3 separate regions of the Homo sapiens genome follow, and all the other regions are linked to region 2. The links are chromatin loops, found by intact Hi-C in ENCODE. Cell type or tissue: CD4-positive, alpha-beta T cell. All regions are shown on one strand. Each heading gives the region's core, and the rest is flanking DNA. Links, peaks and the distances in the headings are about the cores only.

Region 1 (8,399 bases), core at 2,644-5,143, 67 kb before region 2:
GTTCAGTGAATAAAGTGAAATATGAATATGTATGAAGTAAACACTTTATCACAATGATATTTATAAAATATTATTTTTAAAATGTACCATATCACAAACATTAAAATAAGGACTGAATTCACATCTCAAAGCTCAATAGAAAGAAGTAAAGACTATGGTTTAGCATAAATGGGCTCTACACAAACCTGCCTATTGAGAGTGGCTGCAACATGCATTTTAAGCATTTCGAGAAAATGTATTCTGATACAGAGAAAATGTGGTAAGATGCCAGACTTCGGTGACATCTTATTTCCACAGTATGCTATGTCACTTAAGTGTAGATGAAATGCCGTCATACTTTATGTGGTATGTGGAAGTTGACAATCCAAACAAAAACCAGATGTTTCATATATTCATACATTTTAGAAAAAGTTTTTAAAATAAATTGTGGGAAAATAGTAAATGGTATAAAAGATAATCAGTGCAGAAGTTTTGAGTTTGATTTAAAAACCCTCACACATCATTTTAATTAAAACAAACAGAAAAAAATAGCTGCTGCAAGAGGAAGAGGCTAAGTAAAATTTTTCTTCTTAACCATAAGGTATTTACACTGAGCCTTAAGGATTTGAAAACCCAAGCAAGGACCTAAGATGGGAGAAGGGGTCATGTTTAGGGACTGTGAGTGGCCCAGATTTGCTCTGCACTCCGGTCCTCACTCTCTGCTGGTATGAAATCTAGCAGCACTCCAAAGCATTCTTTTCCCTGAAGCTTTTCCCTTCCTGCATCTCTTACTTCATGGACCTTCTCTGAGTCCCCAAAGCAATTTATCGGTTTTAAGCAACATCATGGTGTAACTGTTGAATGCAGTGACTTAGAACTGTTTTCAAGGCCGGGCGTGGTGGCTTACGCCTGTAATCCCAGCATTGTGAGGCCAAGGTGGGTGGATCATGAGGTCAGGAGTTCGAGACCAGCCTGGCCAACATGGTGAAACCCCATCTCTACTAAAAATACAAAAATCAGCTGGGTGTGGTGGCAGGTGCCTGTATTCCTAGCTACTCGGGAGGCTGAGGCAGGAGGATTGCTTGAACCCGGGAGGCGGAGATTGCAAGGTTGCAGTGAGCTGAGAACGCACCACTGTACTCCAGCCTGGGCAACAGAGCGAGACTCTGTTTCAGAAAAAAAAAAAAAAAAAAAAAGGAACTGTTTTCAACCCTGGCTCTGCTACTCCCTGGTAGCGCATTCTCAGACAAGTAACCTGGGTTCTTCAGGTCTCTGCTGACTTCCTGTAATAGGGCAGTAGTATTTGATAGAATCCACCACATGAGGCAATGTGTGGATATATGTAAAGTCCTTAGACAAGGACTTGGCCCCCAGCATAGTTACAACTGTATTTACTACCTCTTCTCTTCATGCCTTTATCTTGCCCTGTGTTGTGTTATAATAAGGCCTTACTCCTCTTACTAGAGGGTGACCTTGTATTTCCCGTAGCTTATGTTCTCAAACTTAGGGATACAGGAAAACCAACTAAAAACAATAAAGTGCCCAGCCGCAGCATCTACACCAAGAGAGTCTAATTTACTGTGCTTGGTGAGTGCTGTGGGCATCTTTGTTTTTCAACAGCACCCACGGTGGTCCCAGGTCTTTCTCTATATCAGGGCTTCTCAACTTCAGCACTGCGGACATCTCTGACTGGTAATTCTTTGTTGCCAGGGGCCATCTTGTGTATCTTGTGCAGAATGTGTAGCAGCATCCCTGGCCTCTACCCATTAGATGCCAATAACACTCTACCCTACTTCCATTGCAACAACCAAAAATATCTCACAGGAGGCATTATCAAATGTCTCCTGGGGGTGGGGGGGATTGTACCCAGTTGAGAAGCACTTCTCTATAATTATCACCTGAAGAGTTAGCACAGTGCCTTGCATAGCTTGTGGTACTAAGGGCACATTCAGTTGATTCAAACTCAAATGGGCTCCGTGAAGTAACTCTCACGATGTCAACAACACTGACACACACTCTTATCTGAGGCTTCTGTGTACTGCAGAAGCCACGTATTCAAACTGTCAGAGTCTTCAATTTCAGTCTCTTCGGGAGGACATCACTATTTATTCACTTCCTAGCCGCCTGCTAGGCTATACTCAACACCTAGTGCTATGGTTTGAATGTTTGAAATTCATGTTGAAACTGAATCCACAATACAATAGTATTAAGTGGTGTGGTCTTCAGGAGTTGGTTAGGTCACAAGGACTCATCCCTCCTGAATGAAATTAAGGTGTTAATAAAAGTCGCTTTGCAAATTATTGAGCCCTTTTTTGCCCTTCCATCTCTTCTGCCATGTGAAGACACAGCATTTATCCCCTCTGGAGGATCCATAGTTCAAGGTACCATCTGAAAGGCCGAGAGAATAGTCCTTGCCAGGCACCAAATCAGCTGATACCTTGATCTTGAACTTCCCATCCTCCAAAACAATGAGAAATAAATTTCTCTTGTTTATAAATTACCCCATCTATGGTATTTTGTTCTAGCAGCACAACTGTACTAAGACCTCTGGAATGCAATATTTATTTTAGAAGGGCATTTTCCAAGGGGAAACTTATTGAGGAACTATGGGTTTTTGCCATCTACCGTGTAGTAATAGCTAGTTTATTGAATGGACTAAAGCCAGTGCAGATGGTTTAATTTTTTCCATTAATTGCCTTCAGACATGGTCTGTTGTATATCTCTTCTCATACCTGGATGACATTTCAAGTATTGAAAGGTCCACCAAGTCTTAATCAAAATTTCAATCTTATACCCAGTTTCCAAGTACAGAGATAAAGAGCAAAAGCCACATCAAGTTCCCCATCCCTATGGGGGACTGGTCTCAGTGCTCAGGATCAAGCCCGAGCTAGAAGAAATAGGGAATGTTTTGTCTTGGATGAGAATTTAAAAGAAGGCAAATGTTTTCCACCTTCTCGGAACTAGCTTGATGCCCTACAAGCCTCATCAACAGCTGCCTACTGTATACCTTTCTCCTTTCTTCTCTCCCCATAGTAAAATGTTTTCAAAGCACATGGAATCATTATAGCAACCCCAGGTTCCTTGCTATTGAAAATAGCTAATGTAATGGCACAGGTATCTAAGAATTACAGAAATGCCTAAAAATGTTAAAAATCATGACATGGTCTGGCTATGGGGAAAATGGGCTTAACAGCATCAAGAGGTGGGACAGAGGCTCGGAACAATTGGACTGCAGACGGCTGCTGTTGTCACAAGGCTGGACCTGCAGGACTTCCTCAACAGGACAGCTTCCTCACAGTACGTGCTGTCTCAAGCAGTGTGGTGCAAAGGAAGACTGTCCAGGCAAAATCTGGTCCAGCCATCGCGACTGCACATCCCTGCCAGCGGGGAAGCCTCCTTTCCCCTCCTCAAGCACATCTCGCCTCTGTCATCTACACCACATTTGCTGTCCCTTTCTATTTACCTGATTCTGTCCTTCCCTCTCCACTTTAACGCAGGCTAACCCTGCTCTTCTCTTAAGTTCATCCGAGCTGACTAAACCTGCTTCGGTTCCCTTTCAAGGAACGGTCTTTTCCCTGAAAAAGGAAAACCAGGAATGTACGGTCAGAGAAGTCAAAGGAGGGAGAGTTTCCTGAGGGTGAGGTGAGAAGTTTCCATTGGATTTTGCAACAAAGAGGATGTAAAAGCGTTGGTGCCTTATAGTGTCTGGATCAACGATCTCTAGGGTTGCCTCTTTAGCAATAAGATCCCCTTCTGTGTTTGCAGGTAGTTGGCTGCAGATGGAGAGGAACAGAGAAAGGAAGAGAGATGTAATTCAGCTTACTGCCACCAGGGAGCACCAAAGACAAGTCAATAGATGCAGGCTAGGGCTAGAGCAGTTCCCTCTTCCAAGGGTCCTCTTAAATCTGTCTCTGAACCTTACGGAGGGAACCATGAAGATACAGACCCCATGCATTTACAGCTTTCCACATCCTTCCTACAATAATTCGCAAAATCCAGGCGGGAGAGAGTTTGGCGTGGCAGTTGGTTGTGCACCGGGAGGACAGTGGAATGAGACAGCCTTAATGGGACCATTGCTACCGTAGCTACACTCTGCCTCTGCCCCAAATCTCCAGGCTTCTGTGAATATCCTCCCTTGCTGCCAGCCACTGGAGGGTGAGAGTGGAGAGCGCAAGCAACAGCTCTGGATGCCAGCCCCGAGTCCGCCCTCTCCCTCAAACTGCACGTTCTGCCACTGGCCATCTCCTATCTCTTCTTCTCTCTCCGTCCACACGGTCCAGGCAGCATAGCTGGAAACAACAGTCTCCTATTGGCTAGCCTGTCCCGCCTTCCTATCCATTCTTCTCACTTTACAATGCAAACGGCCTTTCCCGTTTTTTCGTTTTTTTTTTTTTTTTTTTGAGACGGAGTCTAGCTCAGCCGCCCAGGCTGGAGTGCAGTGGCGCGATCTTGGCTCACTGTAACCACCGTCTCCTGGGTTCAAGCGATTCTCCTGCCTCAGCCTCCCGAGTAGCTGGGATTACAGGCAACCGCCATCATGACCGGCTAATTTTTGTATATTGGTAGAGACGGAGTTTCACCATGTTGGCCAGGCTGGTCTTGAACTCCTGACCTCAGGTGATCCGCCCGTCTCTGCCTCCCAAAGTGCTAGGATTACAGGCGTAAGCCACCGCGCCCGGCCAGAAGACTTTGTGGTCTCCTGTTTTTTAAGAAGACTTTTTCCCTTTTTTGTGGTCTCCTGTTTTTTAAGAAGACTTCTTCCCCTTTTAAGAAGACTTTTTCCTTTTTTAAGAAGAATTTTTCCCTTTTTAAGAAAACTTTGCGGTCTCCTGTTGCTCTCAGGAGAAAATCCAAATCCCACCCTGGCACCCCAGGCTCTTTGGGATCTGATGGCTGCCCGCCTGGTCAGTTTCATCTTTACCCACAATTCCCCTTTCCCTACTTCCTCCGAATCTTCACTACTGTTCATCTCCCCCTGCCACCCATACCTCTGTTCTCCAACCATACTGAAATACTTGTACTTTCCTAATTATATTGTTTTCTCTCTCACCTTAGTCTGAGTAGTTGGTACACCTGCTATCTAAAATATCCTTCTATCCCCACGTCCCCAGCCTCGATAACTACCACCTTCCATTAGGATGAAAGTTTAGACATCACCTCCTCTGAGAGGTCCTCAGAAAGCCCCACTCCCAGGCCAGGTAAGCCTCCCGTCCTCTTGTGATTGCATCCCCTGCTCAGCCCCCAGGCTGTAAGCGTTGTCTTGGTCCTGCTTTCATCCTACCCCTAGCACAGTGCATGGCGCTTCCTGAGCTCTTAGCAGACCTGTGTGGAAGGCAGAGACTGAACCGCATGCCTGGCCGGGGGAATGTGCAGACGCCTGAGAACACGTGGTGGCGCTGCGGCCAAGTGCGTCGGGAGCGCAGCCTCTTCGCCTTGCACAGGGATGCGCTCCGTTGTCACCACACCGGATCTTTAAGGTTCAGACAGAGTCTTCTACAGGCAGAGACACTTTGTGCACTGCTATGAAGTCGGTGACATATGTTTGGGGACTGACTCTTGCCCTGGTGCCTGGCGCCTTTATTGAAACTTCAAAGCTGAGCATCTCCCTTATGCACTTGAGATCCTGTGCAATCCTGCCTTCCTTAAAAGCCCCGGTGCTTAATAAACTTTTCCCTTCTGCTTAAATACAGGAGATCAGGATTCAAACTAATGAAGACTCTAGGCTATTCAAGGGCTTGCTCCTCTGAGTAATTCCTCACACTCCCACACTCTATTCCAGCATAGTGCCTCGAAAAGAGTACACAATACAGTTAGCTAGTGGTTGGTGAACTGGGTGATTCAATGATTAAAAGGGATGCTTACTATGGGCATTTCAAGTTTCACGGTAGGCTAGCAGGAGAGAATGGACTTTTTTCCCCTTGAATTTATTAGACTCCAGAAATAAACTGCCAACATCATCGCTGGGTAGGGTCAGCCTCAAGAGGTGGGACAGCCTGAGGTACTGGGCTGGCAGTTTCTTGCCTTCCTGGACTCGATCCCACTTTCCTATGAGAAAGCACCATCAAACTGTGCTTTGAGATTCTTATATGTTATTTCACAAACCACAAACATGATGAAGCAGAAAGAGCCCTTAGGAATCAGAAGCCGTCTGTTTTGGTCTTGGCCAGGACTTTTGAGCAAGTCACTTTGCCAACCCAAGCCTTAGTTTCCAAGTTTGCAAAATGAGGTTGCACTAGAGAATCTTCAAGGGTCATACAGTTCTAACAGCATGTGGATTACTGTGAGTCATGTTTCCGTGCGACTTGGGCAAGTTACCTGATTTCTCTGCATCCTAATTTCTTTATCTGTGAAATACCAATAATAGTAGTAACTAGCTCATAGGCTTGTTTTTCTTTTTTAACCTTTGCTAATTTACCAGGATGACTACGTGCCCAGCACACTTTAAATTTTTTTTTTAAATTGACAGATAAAGTTGTATGTATTTACTTTGTATAACATGATGTTTTGAAGTATGTATAATTGTGGAATGACTAAATCTAGCTAGTAACATCTGTGCATGGGTTTTATTTTATTGAGATGAATACACATAACATAAATTAGCAATTTTAAAGTGTATATTACATTCACAATGTTGATAAACCACCGTCTATGTCAAGTTCCAAAACATTTTTATTACCCCTGAAGGAAACTTTACATTCATTAAGCAGTCACTCCCCACTGGCCCTCCCACCCCAGCCCCTTGCAACCATTAATTTGCTTTCTGTCTCTATGAATTTGCCTATTCTGAATATTTCACATAAATGAAATCGTACAATGTGTGACATTTTGTGTCTGGCTTCTTGTACTTAGCATAACATGGCCAAGGTTTGTCCACATTGTGGTATCTATCAGTACTGTGTTCCTTTTTATGGCTGAAGAATGTTTCACTGTATGGCTATACCACAATTTGCTTATCCCTTTATCCATAGGTGGACATTTGGTTTGTTTCTACCTTTTGGCTGTTGTGAATAATGCTGCTATAAACATGGGTATATGTGCATTTGTTTGAGTTCCTGTTTTCAGTTCAACTCAAGGGGTTTTTGTGGGAACTGGACACATGCTTACTACCTAGTGGGGGCACCACTGATGCCTTTAATATTATTCTGAAGGTGTGCAAAGAGGGTCCCACTGGGGATCTGTCCCAGATCCAGGAGCTGGATCTCACTTTCTCTCCATGACTGGTTTTTAGTCTCTGTTTCTCTTCATTCTCACTTACTGTCATGGATGGCAGGGAAAAACCAGAGCAAAATGAATAAGGTGGACAAGGTAGGGGAGATGTCATGGGAAATGAGAATGGGAGGTGAGTGGCTGGGGACAGCCATTGGGCAAGTATCATGAAGCAAGGTCAAGGGTCAGGAAAGATGATGGTGGTCCTGGGAAGGATCAAGACTCTGAGGTGGGTTTAGAGAATGAGAAGGGCATGTTGTTGACACCAGTTCCTGCTTCCATAGGGGTTGGGGTGGGGATGGGGCGCATGCCACTAGCAGAATATGGTCAGGGCAAGAGAATGGCTCAGGCAAGGATGAGTAAGACAGCAGGACATGGCTAGATGAGTGAATTGGTGGTCTTGTCTGTGACTCAGGATTCTGGCTGTTAATAAGGGGACAGTTAGTGCTGAAGCTGGGAACGAGCTCTGGGAATTGTCAGCTTGAGGTCAGGTAACAAAATAGTAATAAGCAAACGCCAGTTATTAGAAAGCTAAAGCTGCCAGGAAGGGCACAGTCTTGGCTGCAGGTGTCCCTGTTGGATGAGAATTGGAACATGCTCCTTGTGTGTGCCTGGCAAGAACGGAGATGGAAGTCTCTAAGCGCAGGGTGTGCCACCGTCTGGAGTTCCAGGGAACCTCTGCTTAGGTGCCAGTGGAAGCAGAGGAAGACTGTGTAGCTTTAGACAGAGCAAGTTTTTCCTAATGTGGAGTAAAGAGCTGGGACGTAGACAGGTCTCCTTCTTGACCCGAGGTTCAAGAGAACTGAAAGGAATTGCTCCCACCTTCATCCACATACTGGGAATCTGAATACAGGGCAAGAAAGAGGGATCCTGTACCTTGGCTCGGTGGAGGCTGCAAGAAAGTGGCCACGTTAAGTGTATGCATCCCTGAATTGTCTATTCTGGCCTCAGTTATTGGCTTGATGAGATTCCCTTTCCCAAAAGTCAAATAAGGAGTACCCTCTATGGGAGACCTTTCAGGGTGTATAGGAGAACAACACTCTTGGCATAGACGAGGTTGTGAATCTGCAGGTTGCTGTCTTTGATGAAAATAATTCAGTCCTAATGTAGCACTTAGGGGAAGTGCCAGAATTTGACTGGGGAGGGAGCCTCGAAGCCAGGGTGGAACCACATTCTAATACCGTTTTTTTTTTTTTTTCTGCACATTGCATGCT
Region 2 (2,500 bases), core at 1-2,500:
TCTCACTTTTCACTTTATTACAAATCATAATTTATTCCCTCCCTAGTATTTTTTTTGTCTTAAATGAAGGACAATGATAGCTATCTTGCAGTCAGAATTTTGCTTTTTTAAGAGGTCACTTTCCCTTGCCTAAAAAGGCATCCCAATTAAAAGTGGCACTGATTATTTCCATTGTCTTAAGCTACTGACTGAGACAAACGTGATTAGGGAAAAAAAATTAGATCTGGCAGGACTCCGATTTGGTGAAACTTCCTGTGAATGTTGTACATACTGCTTCTGTTCTTATAGATTCTTCTATAGACGCAGTATCTGATAGATTCTAGCAGGATGCTGGAAGAAAGTGGGGAACCAGATTTTTTTTTTTTTTGCTATTACTTTTGGAAAGTGTGATCTGTCACACATAGTATTTGGTTTCTTAAGCTGTTTTGTAGACCCTATAATGAAATCTACATTTTGTATGTATGTTTTACATGATAGAAAGTGAGGCTGGAATAAATATGTCAGAAAATATACACCCACTGGGACCTGAGAAAATCTGGAGTAAGCAAAGCCATTCTCAGAGTGCTCAAGTGTGAGCCTAGGACTGCTTCCATGTATTTTTGGTTCATCAGTACTAGAAATTAGATGCTTCCAAGGCTTTACACTGGAGACAGAATATACTAAAATCAAATCCCAGTTGATTGTCCCAGAGACCAAGGGCTGTCCGAATAGCACTTTCTTTACTTAAATAACTCAGTAGGGAAAATGGGAAAGTTAATAAAGCTGACTGTGAATGGACCAACCAGTTGAATGACAGGTTGGTTCAGTCAAAGCAACAAATCTCAAACAGCCCTAGCTAGACCATGGGTGTGGGCACTGCTCACAACCACAGGCATTTGTTTTTCTGGCCATTCCCAGAATCCATCCAGTTCACAGTTCTGCCACCAGCAAAAGCTCTTTATGTAGTTTCAGCAGGGTATGGCCCTCCTTCTGATGACAGCACGAAATAATGAGAGACAGCCCACTAATTTTGTAGACTTAGATTTCTTCCCTGTGCAGTGGTAGCTTTCTAAATGCAGTGGTTCTGACCTTACATGGCAGTCCTCACACTGTCCTGACATTTTCTCTTCCACCAATTCTATACACAGAACATGTATTATTATTTGGATTCAGACATCCTGTGGGTCGGCTTTGTCTTCACGATTCTTCAATAGAGACAGCACACTCTAGCAGATGTCAGCACCCACATAACAAAGGACTCCCACTGCCACTCAGTCTGGCAAAGCATACAATATACAATGAGCCATTTATACACTGTTTCCTGCACCTAAAATGGCTGTGTTTTAGGAAGCAGCTCACTGGCTTTTCAGTAGATATTATGGGGCAGAGTTGCTTTGTAACCAAGAAAAATTCCCTTCAATGACTTATAAAATGTGATGGCATTTTACAAAAAGAATATTCTACATGACGTGAGCTGAAAAATTCTTGGCTAAGAGTAGTTAATGTACACAGTGGTTAAGACCTGTGGTGTTAGAGCTGGACAGATGTGCGTTTAAATTCTGGATACTCTACCTGTGGTCCTCTGTCAGGTAGGCAACTTCTCTAAGACATGTGTTCTAATATGTAAACTCGTGCTATGAGCAATCACTGAATGGATATTTACAAAGAGGTAGCTTAGAACACAGTAAGGATTTAATAGGGATTAGCTATGAGTATAATATTTTCTGAGAAATAAGTAATGAAAAGGTAAAATAAGAATTCTAATTCTGAAAATATACATGAAACATTTGAGCTTCTCTTTAAAAAGTTTATGTCAATTGACGGTGTTATAATTACTATGGTTTTGAAATTACATAGAGCTTTTGAATAATGAGTTAATCTATTATTCTTTAAATGCTCAATAATTAATATTATTCATATTTAAATAGGTATCTAGACATATTTATCCATAAAAATTTAAATTGTGTGGAATATGTATCATAGGCAAGCCAGTGTCATCTAGAAGTCTTCTTCCTACTGAATGGAGTTAGTTGATTAATAGTGTAAATGATTTGGATTTTTAAAAAGTATCCCTTTCTTCTCTTGATCATCCTTGTGATGATCAGAAAATTGACAACTTTCAACAAGCAGCAACTGAATGTGAATTCCTATACCCCAAACTGGGAAGTATTTTGACGTAATCATGTGAATAGGGTAATTATACATCTTCTAAAAAATCTGAAACTTAAAAAGTTGGAGTGAAAACCCAGCTTTCAACTAGCATTCTTATATATTTTAAAAATAGTATGATCACCAGGGTGAACTAGTGAGTATAGATGACATGAAAGAGAGTAAGATTTATGTTTCCTGCCTCCCATCAGTCTTTGTGGAAATCCAAGGCAAAGTTTAGCATAGAATAATAATCATCCCCCATAAAGTGAGTCATATACTGTAAAAAATGTCAAACTCTCTGACAATTCCCTTAATGAGAAAATTCTAGGGATTTCCATCCTTCGTAATTACATGACTCAAAATGCATAAG
Region 3 (8,399 bases), core at 2,644-5,143, 81 kb after region 2:
TGGTTCCTCACACAGAGAAAGCCTCCTCTTCTACTCGCCTGGAGTTCATGCAGTTGGAGAAAGAAAAGCAGAGCAGTCTCCTAAACATTTCCCAAACATCATGCTCCTATCCTCACGCTTCTTGTCTACAGAGTTTCCAGCAGCTGTTCCCCTAACTGTAAACATTCTCTGTAGCCTTGCCACAAAATCTCTTTACCCTCTTCAATTTCTCCCTCCAAAGTTTTGCTCCACAGACTTTTCCCTGACCAATTTCAGGGCACACTGATGCTTTGCATTCTTGAGCACTTGAATAACATTCATACTGTGTCCCAGAAAGAACTCAAATAGTTGTTCATATTTCCTTCCTCTTTGCTTGCCTTTTCAAATTAAACTCTCAGCTCCTAGGGCAAATGGTTTCCTTTTACTCTGCTTTTAAAAAAATAAAAATTAAAAAAAAAACAACTCCGTTTCTCCCTCCCTCCCTTCCTTTACTTCCTCTCCCTCCCTTCTTATTTCTCCCATAGTCTGAAAACATTTATCTGTTGACATCTTTGTGTCCCAAGGGTTTCTAGAGTTAATCTTCTGAGACACATGTCAAGTTATAGCTGCTATTTTTTAAAATTTATTTTTAAATTTTTAGTGGAAATATGAGCTCTGGATTTGAGGTTGGATCCAAGAAAGTATTATGATTAGCATCATGGATACTAGGGTCCCTGCTGAAAGATATATTGTAAGTGGATGATAATTTTCAAAATCCACTTCTACCTATTCAAGTGTCCCCAGATGCCTTTAGTTTTTACCTATTAATTGAGTGATTTCCTCCCAGTCACCAGAGTGTAGGATTAAAGCAAACCACATGTCATGTTTAGAATCCACTTACACTTATCTTTTTATTTTATGTGTAAAATAATGGCCTGGATAAAATGAAGAGAAAAAGCAACTCTGAAGAGGGAAGTACATAATAACAGGGCATTGTGGAGCTCGCACCATGTAGAAGAGGGTGCACTCTGTCTGACTAAAGGACTGAAGGAATTTCATGGACTGATTTGTAAAGTCGAGATTTTTTGTACCTGCTGATGGCCATGTTTCCTTCGTGCCCAAATGCTGCCAAATGGCACCTCCGTCCCTCCACAGCTGAAGTGTGGGCTTTTATACCTTGGAGCTGTAAAGCCTGCTCTAGCTGATTTGATGAGCTGACACATCAAAGCGCAAGGTTCACCCAGGCACACACACATACACCAATTTCACCTATTGGGCTTGGCAAGGAAGCTTTCGGACTTAGAGTAATGCTCTTTTTACTAATGATATATGATGTGAATTTCTGGAAATACTGGACTTTTTTAAAAAGTAACATTGTATTAATACTAAAGTCAGTTGACTATGCTACAGGGAAAAGTAATAATTTCCCAATAAGTAGTATATGTTGAAAAGTAAAAGAAATCTGCTTATGAGAGGCAACTTAGTTCAGTGAGAAGGGGCAAGAACTTTGGATCTGCAGAGTTCTGAATGATATATGACCATAGGCAAAAAATCTGCTAAACTCCTCTGTGAGTCAGTATCTAGACCTTTAAAGTGGAGATGATAATCCTATGTGATCTGTCTGAATTACTTGTGCTATCAATCGACAGAACTCATTGAAGAATATCTGGAAGTAGGAAAAGGCTGAATAAAAAAAGCCTGTGCAGATGCTGTAGGTCCATGCTGATAAAATGTGAAAGAGATAAAATTGTTGTGTGCAGAAAACATTTACACATACATATGAACAAACCGACTAATTAATTAAGCAAACATTTTCTAACAGCTTATTTGATTCTGCTTATGGTCTACAAGCACTGAGGGAAAAGGCCAACATAAAAGGGAAATCTTCTACTGCCTGGTCTCCCCTCACAGAAACACAAACTCATAATCTCAATATAAAATCTAAACTAGAAGTATGCACAAAGTCTTTCTGTAAGCTGCCAGGTGGAGTAATACTCAAATATACAAACTTGTCAGCAAGGGTCGGGGAGGACAGGAGAGAGGAATTACCAGGAATGAGGACCACCACACTGCTCAAGCATTATTCACAGTGGGTCCTGCTTGTTTAATTAGGGTCTATGTTGTATGAAACAAATATTTAATAAACTAGAACAAAGCAAGGGCATGTTTTAGTGCCACATGATCCCATAGAGCTGATTTTACTTGTTGGCAAGTGATTTCTGTCCTGGTTAATCTTAACCTTTTTTTGTGCTCTTTTCATGATAATTATTTTTCCTACCTTTAGGTGCCATATCTAAGAACTGATCTCGAAGACTGTCAAGCTGTTCAATGGTCAGGGTACCATCTTCTTCCTTTTCTACAGGTGGAGGACGTATTGATGGGGGAGGATCTGGGAAGACTTTTATATTGCCATTAATGAAGAAGTCTTCTTGGCTTAAATAAAGTTCATTCTGAATTTTTGTAGATGTTTCAATGTGATAGCGAGCTACGTCAGTTAATTTTTCTGTACTGAAAGTGGTAAAATGGATAGCGTTAACCCCATGAAAGATACTATTAGATTAATAAAGTTTGCTTATAAGACATATACACAAAAGTAAACAGATTATATAGCTCTTAGACAACTCCATCTGCATGCTTATAAATTTCAATTTGTCCCCAAATCTATTTTGTAAAAAGGCAGGGTATAAATAAATGCAGATTAAATAGAAAATGCATGCTTATTAAACAGCTACTAGTTACACATTTTACACAAAACTGAACTTAAAGAGAACCTATTAAATATAGTTTTTATTAGTATTAGAATATATTTTACTATGTAAGCAAGACTATATCAAGGGTTATATTTCATACTAAGTATGAACCAGAATAAGGTTATATGGCATAATACTCTGTAAAACATGACTATTAGAATTACATTTATTTGGAATTAGGATGAATTATAAAGTGAATCAAGTTCAATAATGTATTTCTAGAAGAGTGGCTTTTCTCTATTTCTGTCAAAGAAGTTTGATGTTATCTAAAACAAAGATGTCAGAATAGCCTCTGTTGTATATAATCCATTGAAATTGCTTTGCTATCTTCATGAAGAATAACAATTCCTAGCTAGATAACATGGTAAAGCAGCAACAGCTGGGAACCACTATGATGCGGTAGAAAGAGTGCTGGAATCTGAGTTCTCATCCTAGGACACTCTCTAGCCAGAGATCCTGGGCTCTCTGAATTTCCTTGTCTTTGCAATGGAATCAACAACGCAACACTCCCTATCTTATGGTTATTAATGTGAACTCATATACGGCAAAGATTTAAACTGTACTGGGGGTATAGTTAATGACCTTTTAAAAATTATTTTAAAGGCTAGAGAAGTTTTATACATGAATAAGTGCATTATCGCTGTATTGAAGAAAGGATCTTGTTTATATATTACAATGAAAGTGAGCAACACAGAAAAATGCATATTTGATCTCATTTTATATAATTCATAGGCACCAAATATACCACATACTGAACATATAACTGAAAATTTAAAAAGTAGCATTAGTTGCTGTCTTTCAAAAGATACTCTAGAATTCAACTCCAGAATGTTGTCTTTGTAAGTGTCCATGTAATACGTGTTAGCCAATTAGTTTATGCTTTTAGGGTGGTTGCGTGCTCGGGGACAGAGGAGGTCACTGGATAGCTGCTGAGTTTACGTGAGTGAGGAGGGACTCCAAATGTGGATTGAGACCCAACCATAGCCCGGCACGATACTCTGTAAAACATGACTAGTAGAATAATACCTTTACTGGGCATCAGGATACTAAAACAGATGCGCGCCACCTAGTGGAAGGTTACTAAGAGTAATCTTAACAACGGAAGGAAAAAAGTGCCAGGAAAATAAGAACAGGATTTGAAGGTCAAAGGGATCTGCCAGCTATTTATTTATTTATTTATTTATTTATTTATTTATTTATTTATTTATTTGTATCACATTTCTAGGTTTTAACTTCTTGTGGCCACAGTTCATGACAGCATCTGTAGATTCACAGGGCAGACATATACAATATAAATCTGAGAAATATGAATACATCTGCTAAAATATGCATTTACACTGGATGGCCACATGGATGGGAGCCATGAGTCCCAAAAATGAAGAAGATAGACTTTCATTTCAAAATAGCAGGCAGAGAACAGAAATGAATATTATTACTGTGTGATGCTGATGAGTAACTGACTTGGTTATCCAGTAGCAAAATGATTTTAAGCATTACTGCAGTAAGCTTACTTATGCTTGTGTTTGTATTTTTTATTCTGTTTAATGTTTCTTTGTTTGTTTTACTATGGAGCAATAGTTCTAAACAACTAGGCTGAAGACTTTACAAAAGAACTTCACTATGAGACAAGGACCAGAGAAAACGAACCATAACAGCTGCTTTTTACATGAAAATTGTTGCTTCTAAGAATAATTGCCTTTTGAATACTGTTTGTGTAGCAACTTCTAAGTTTTCAGTAAATGTTTATTGTAAACTGTAGTGCATCTTGGAATCTAGATCTAGGGTAAACTTCTGAAATAGCCTGGCTGGAGTGTTTCCTTGTATAGATGAAGCCAATGAGGCCCAGAGCAATCAAGCATGCTACTAATTTGTGGACAAGATGGGGCTCCTGGTCTGGACAATCATGACTCACTCTGCTGACCTGCCTCTTTGTACCTTTTAAGGTTGAACTAACAGGATGAGAGTCATTGCCCCTCAGTAGCAACAAAGGTCTGGGAAGTCTTTGGAACTCAACAGAAAAGTAGAACTTGGGGTTGGTCTTACAAGAGAATCAGTCTAGCTGGTAAAACATTCCAGTGAATGACTTTTTAATCTCCCCTTAATTGGCTCTGACTGATAATAAATCTACCATTGGAAAAGTATCAAGGATTATTTTACTTCTAAAAACTATTTTTAAATTACCTATAATCTTACCTTGTAAAATAAGGTTCTCATTGATTAGTATGACAGCTAAACTCATAAATATTGTGCAAAGTTTAATATAGCAATAGAACCCTTTGATGCATGATTTACTGTTAGAAAAGAGTTAATACAAACATGATAGTAAAGCTCATATTATCTGTTTATACACGTGATTTCCTAAAAGGCCAAAATTTATATTTGTAACTAACTTAAATTTGTAAATACCTTAAAAATCTTCATCAATTTTGGTACTTAGAATACACAAAGCATATTTTCAGAAAGTCATGTAGTACTTTACCTGGCCATTTCATTCAAATACCTCTCACCAAGCCATTTTTCCATGAGTTTATATACATCAACCACCTTTGTTACTAAATCTTCAAGAAGAGCCAATGCTTTTGTCTTTATCAGTTCAAGTCGAAATTGCGTGGCTATTTCTATTTGCAAAGAGAAATAAGAATGTTTTAACATATTGCAGTGCATGCATTTACTAATGAACAGATTCACTTTGAAACCACTGGTGCTTCAATTTGTGAAGCTTTAGGTGCACGTTTAATATACCAGAATAGATAAGATGATATCCATCTCACTGAAAAGCAAAATGTAATATGTGGTAGAGTCATTTGAGAAATTATCTGAACCAAAACTATAATTGAGCTTTTTATCTATTGCACTTTGTAGCAATCTACTCTTTGATAAATGAAATGTGAAAACACGCATAGGTAATTTCTGAATTTTGAAAAGGGAGTGGGGACCGTGCTTATCTCCTTACTTTAGAACCTGGGGTGGCATTGCCATTGTATTTCTCAGCACCACTAAAATCAGGGCAAACTCCATGTGCCCCTGGGCCTATTACCGATCCTGGCACATAATCTGGTTGGTGGATTTTATCTCCAAAATTTTTCCAGTTTCTCTTTTTGGCTTTTTTCATCATCATCGCATAGTTTGGGTGCTGATTATCTCTCACTTAAACTGTTGCAATAGCCTCAATCCTACTTTTTCTAACTCTCTTCCCCCACCTCAAATCCAAATCCACCTCCACACTATCCAGAGTAATTTGTCTTACCTGCAGATGTGATCATAATCACTTTACTGCTCATAATTTTCCCTAGCTCCCAGTTGCCACCAGGGAAGAATTGAACATTCTTGGCAGTGCCTAGATAACCCTCCATGGTGTGGCCTCCCCATCTCCCAAGTCGCTCCTTCCCAGAACATGCCTCATGGTCCTAAGCTACTCACAAGCTGATATGCCTCTTACCCCTCTCTCTGCCATGGCACGTAATACTCCTCTTCATTCTCACGCCAATTTTTCCCCTGGAAAAACTTATCCATAGTCTTCCAATTCCGCTCAAGAATTAGTTCCGTTGGTAAGTCAGGAACTCCCCTCATGTCCCCTTTGCCCAATATGCCCACCACCAATATCACATTTTTTTTTGAGACAGGATCTCACTATGTTGCCCAGGCTGGATTCAAACACAATCGATCCTTCACCTCAATCTCTTCAGTAGCTGTGACTACAGGCCCAGCTGTCAACAGGTCAACATGCAACAGTGATTGCATTTCTCTTCCTTGAGACTGAGTTTTATTTTTTGTTTATGTTTGTACATATAAATGTGTGTCTCCAGCAACTATCACAGGACTTGGCACAGAGTGGAAAGTCAATAATCATTTGTTATATGCATAAATGAATTTTGCTACACTAAGGATCATGTATGGAATGAACTGAAAGATGAAGTATACTGAAAACCACTGAAATCAGATGCAGGGCAGGCAATATGGGAGATGCATCTGTCCTGGACTTGCCTGATGCCACAGTCTCCCTGTGTTCAACTGACTTCAGATTTTATTGTTGGGGTTTTAGAAGTGGGTGGTAGTAAGATGGGAAGGACAGGGGAGAGAAAATGAGAGAAACAAGGGATGGAAATCATACTTAGTAGTTAATAGTCACTGAGTAGTTAAAGGTGTCTCGGCATACCCCATGCCACATTTTTGTGGTTTTGTCATCTTGTATATTGACCGTGTTTTTTTCCCTTAGGATATGTTTGCTCAGTTTCCTGATCTTTTCAGATTTCATTTAGAATTGCATTACAAGACAATTCAGAGAGCCATAAGGAGAATATGTTTTGTGGAGTCATAGCTCCTATAGAGAAGAACACCTCTGAACATAATAGATATATGACTGGCTCTCCTATGGCCTTTGTTCCCAAGGACTCATTTTCAGGGCCTGTTAGCCTTTAGTTAAAATTTATTTTCCTAATTAGGTACCTAAATTATTCTTACTGTAATATAAAACCACTTACTTTAGGTAGTCCCTATCTAAACCTGTAAAATCATACGAACTTTCAACATTTTCTTTTGTTTCTGTTTTATGAGATTTTAATTACTGCTATTGCTTTTTCTAACCCATTACCAAATTCTTTTTGGTTCTTTTTGAGATCGTGTCATCAGTTAAGACTGATTAGGTGATGCCAAAACATCTGACTCATGCAACACTCAAATCTAGTCCTCACGTGGTCAAACGAAAACAGTCAACTGAATATTGTGCTTTTCAACCTCTTTGCTGTATGTTCTCATAGACATGGTCTGAGGCAATTGATGAGCCAGTTGTGGGCTGTTTGGCTACTGGTCTCCTTTCTACTGAAAAGCATCATCTTAGTCGTTTCAATCGCTACCTTCAAATTGCAAGGCAGCAAGGTGTTCTTCTTTTATTTTGACCCTCAGTTCATTTTTCCTTTTGATTTCAGCAATTTCCTCTGTTGTTACTATGACAGGAGTTGCTTCTGCCATAGGTGGTGATTTACCTGAAAGGGCAATGAAACATGCTGAGTAAACTAACAAAATACAAAGGTGTGCACATAGTACTTGGACAGAATGAGCACAAAGCAAAGTTTGTTAAGCTATAAACCTCTAGTGATTCGGAAACAATGAAACCTTGGTCCTCCCAGCATCTGTGATGAAATATTGAATTTTTCCTTGAGAATTCTCTGTATGGTTCCTGGGCTGGACTCATATAAAAACGCCCCATTTGTGTAGTATAATTAAAAAATAAGGTATGTAGCAAGTGCAAAAATGGTTACAGTTTCCAAACATAGTGAAATCCAGAGTTTAGGGACAGAAATTAGCAAATCCCCACATAGTGCTGACCCCATTAGACACCTGCAGAATTACCACTCCATAAGGGATAACTTCTATTAGCAAAGTGTTTCCTAGATCTTCACCAAAAAAGAAGATACGAGAATAACCTCAAGAAGATGTGGGTGAAATGCGGGTGATTGTCAAGAATCTGTAATCTCTTTAAATATGATTATTATTTTTTGAGACAGTCTTGCTCTGTCACCCAGGCTGGAGTGCAGTTGCATGCTCATGGTTCAATGCAGCCTCGACCTCCCAAGCTCAGGCAATCTTTCCACCTCAGCCTCCCTAGTAGCTGGGACTACAGATGTGTGCCACCACACCCAGCTATTTTATTGTATTTTTTTGTAAAGACAGAGTTTTGTCATGTTGCTTAGG

What was found. Peaks named below come from ENCODE experiments on the same cell type or tissue, not always from the same donor. Only the 100,000 strongest peaks of a DNase experiment are listed, where the experiment ranks them.
Region 1: a loop joins it to region 2, with 5 times the contacts of the local background. A loop is called at or near these places in 8 of 110 quality-filtered maps.
Region 3: it touches region 2 in a loop (4-fold over the local background); 15 of 110 quality-filtered maps call a loop at or near these places.

The regions. Positions count from the first base shown.
Region 1 is chr5:35,922,056-35,930,454 of GRCh38, reverse strand. The region is part of intron 1 of CAPSL (calcyphosine like); the gene reads left to right. Among named protein-coding and RNA genes, the nearest start is that of CAPSL, 12 kb to the left of the region's middle. RefSeq lists enhancers at 3,817-3,896, 3,987-4,036 and a silencer at 5,234-5,528. In CD4-positive, alpha-beta T cell, for the core only: a CTCF peak has its summit at 3,806 (motif pointing right); a DNase peak (open chromatin) is centred at 3,814; H3K4me3 peaks cover 290 bases.
Region 2 is chr5:35,857,935-35,860,434 of GRCh38, reverse strand. The region is part of intron 1 of IL7R (interleukin 7 receptor); the gene reads right to left. Among named protein-coding and RNA genes, the nearest start is that of IL7R, 2.3 kb to the right of the region's middle. In CD4-positive, alpha-beta T cell, for the core only: no CTCF peak of the experiment used is centred there; DNase peaks (open chromatin) are centred at 1,254 and 2,464; H3K4me3 peaks cover 2,500 bases; H3K27ac peaks cover 2,407 bases.
Region 3 is chr5:35,773,184-35,781,582 of GRCh38, reverse strand. It overlaps SPEF2 (sperm flagellar 2), which reads right to left. Exons shown (of 37, transcript NM_024867.4): 28 at 7,562-7,690; 29 at 5,188-5,326; 30 at 2,237-2,466. Among named protein-coding and RNA genes, the nearest start is that of IL7R, 80 kb to the left of the region's middle. In CD4-positive, alpha-beta T cell, for the core only: CTCF peaks have their summits at 3,611 and 3,821 (motif pointing left); a DNase peak (open chromatin) is centred at 3,752; H3K4me3 peaks cover 348 bases.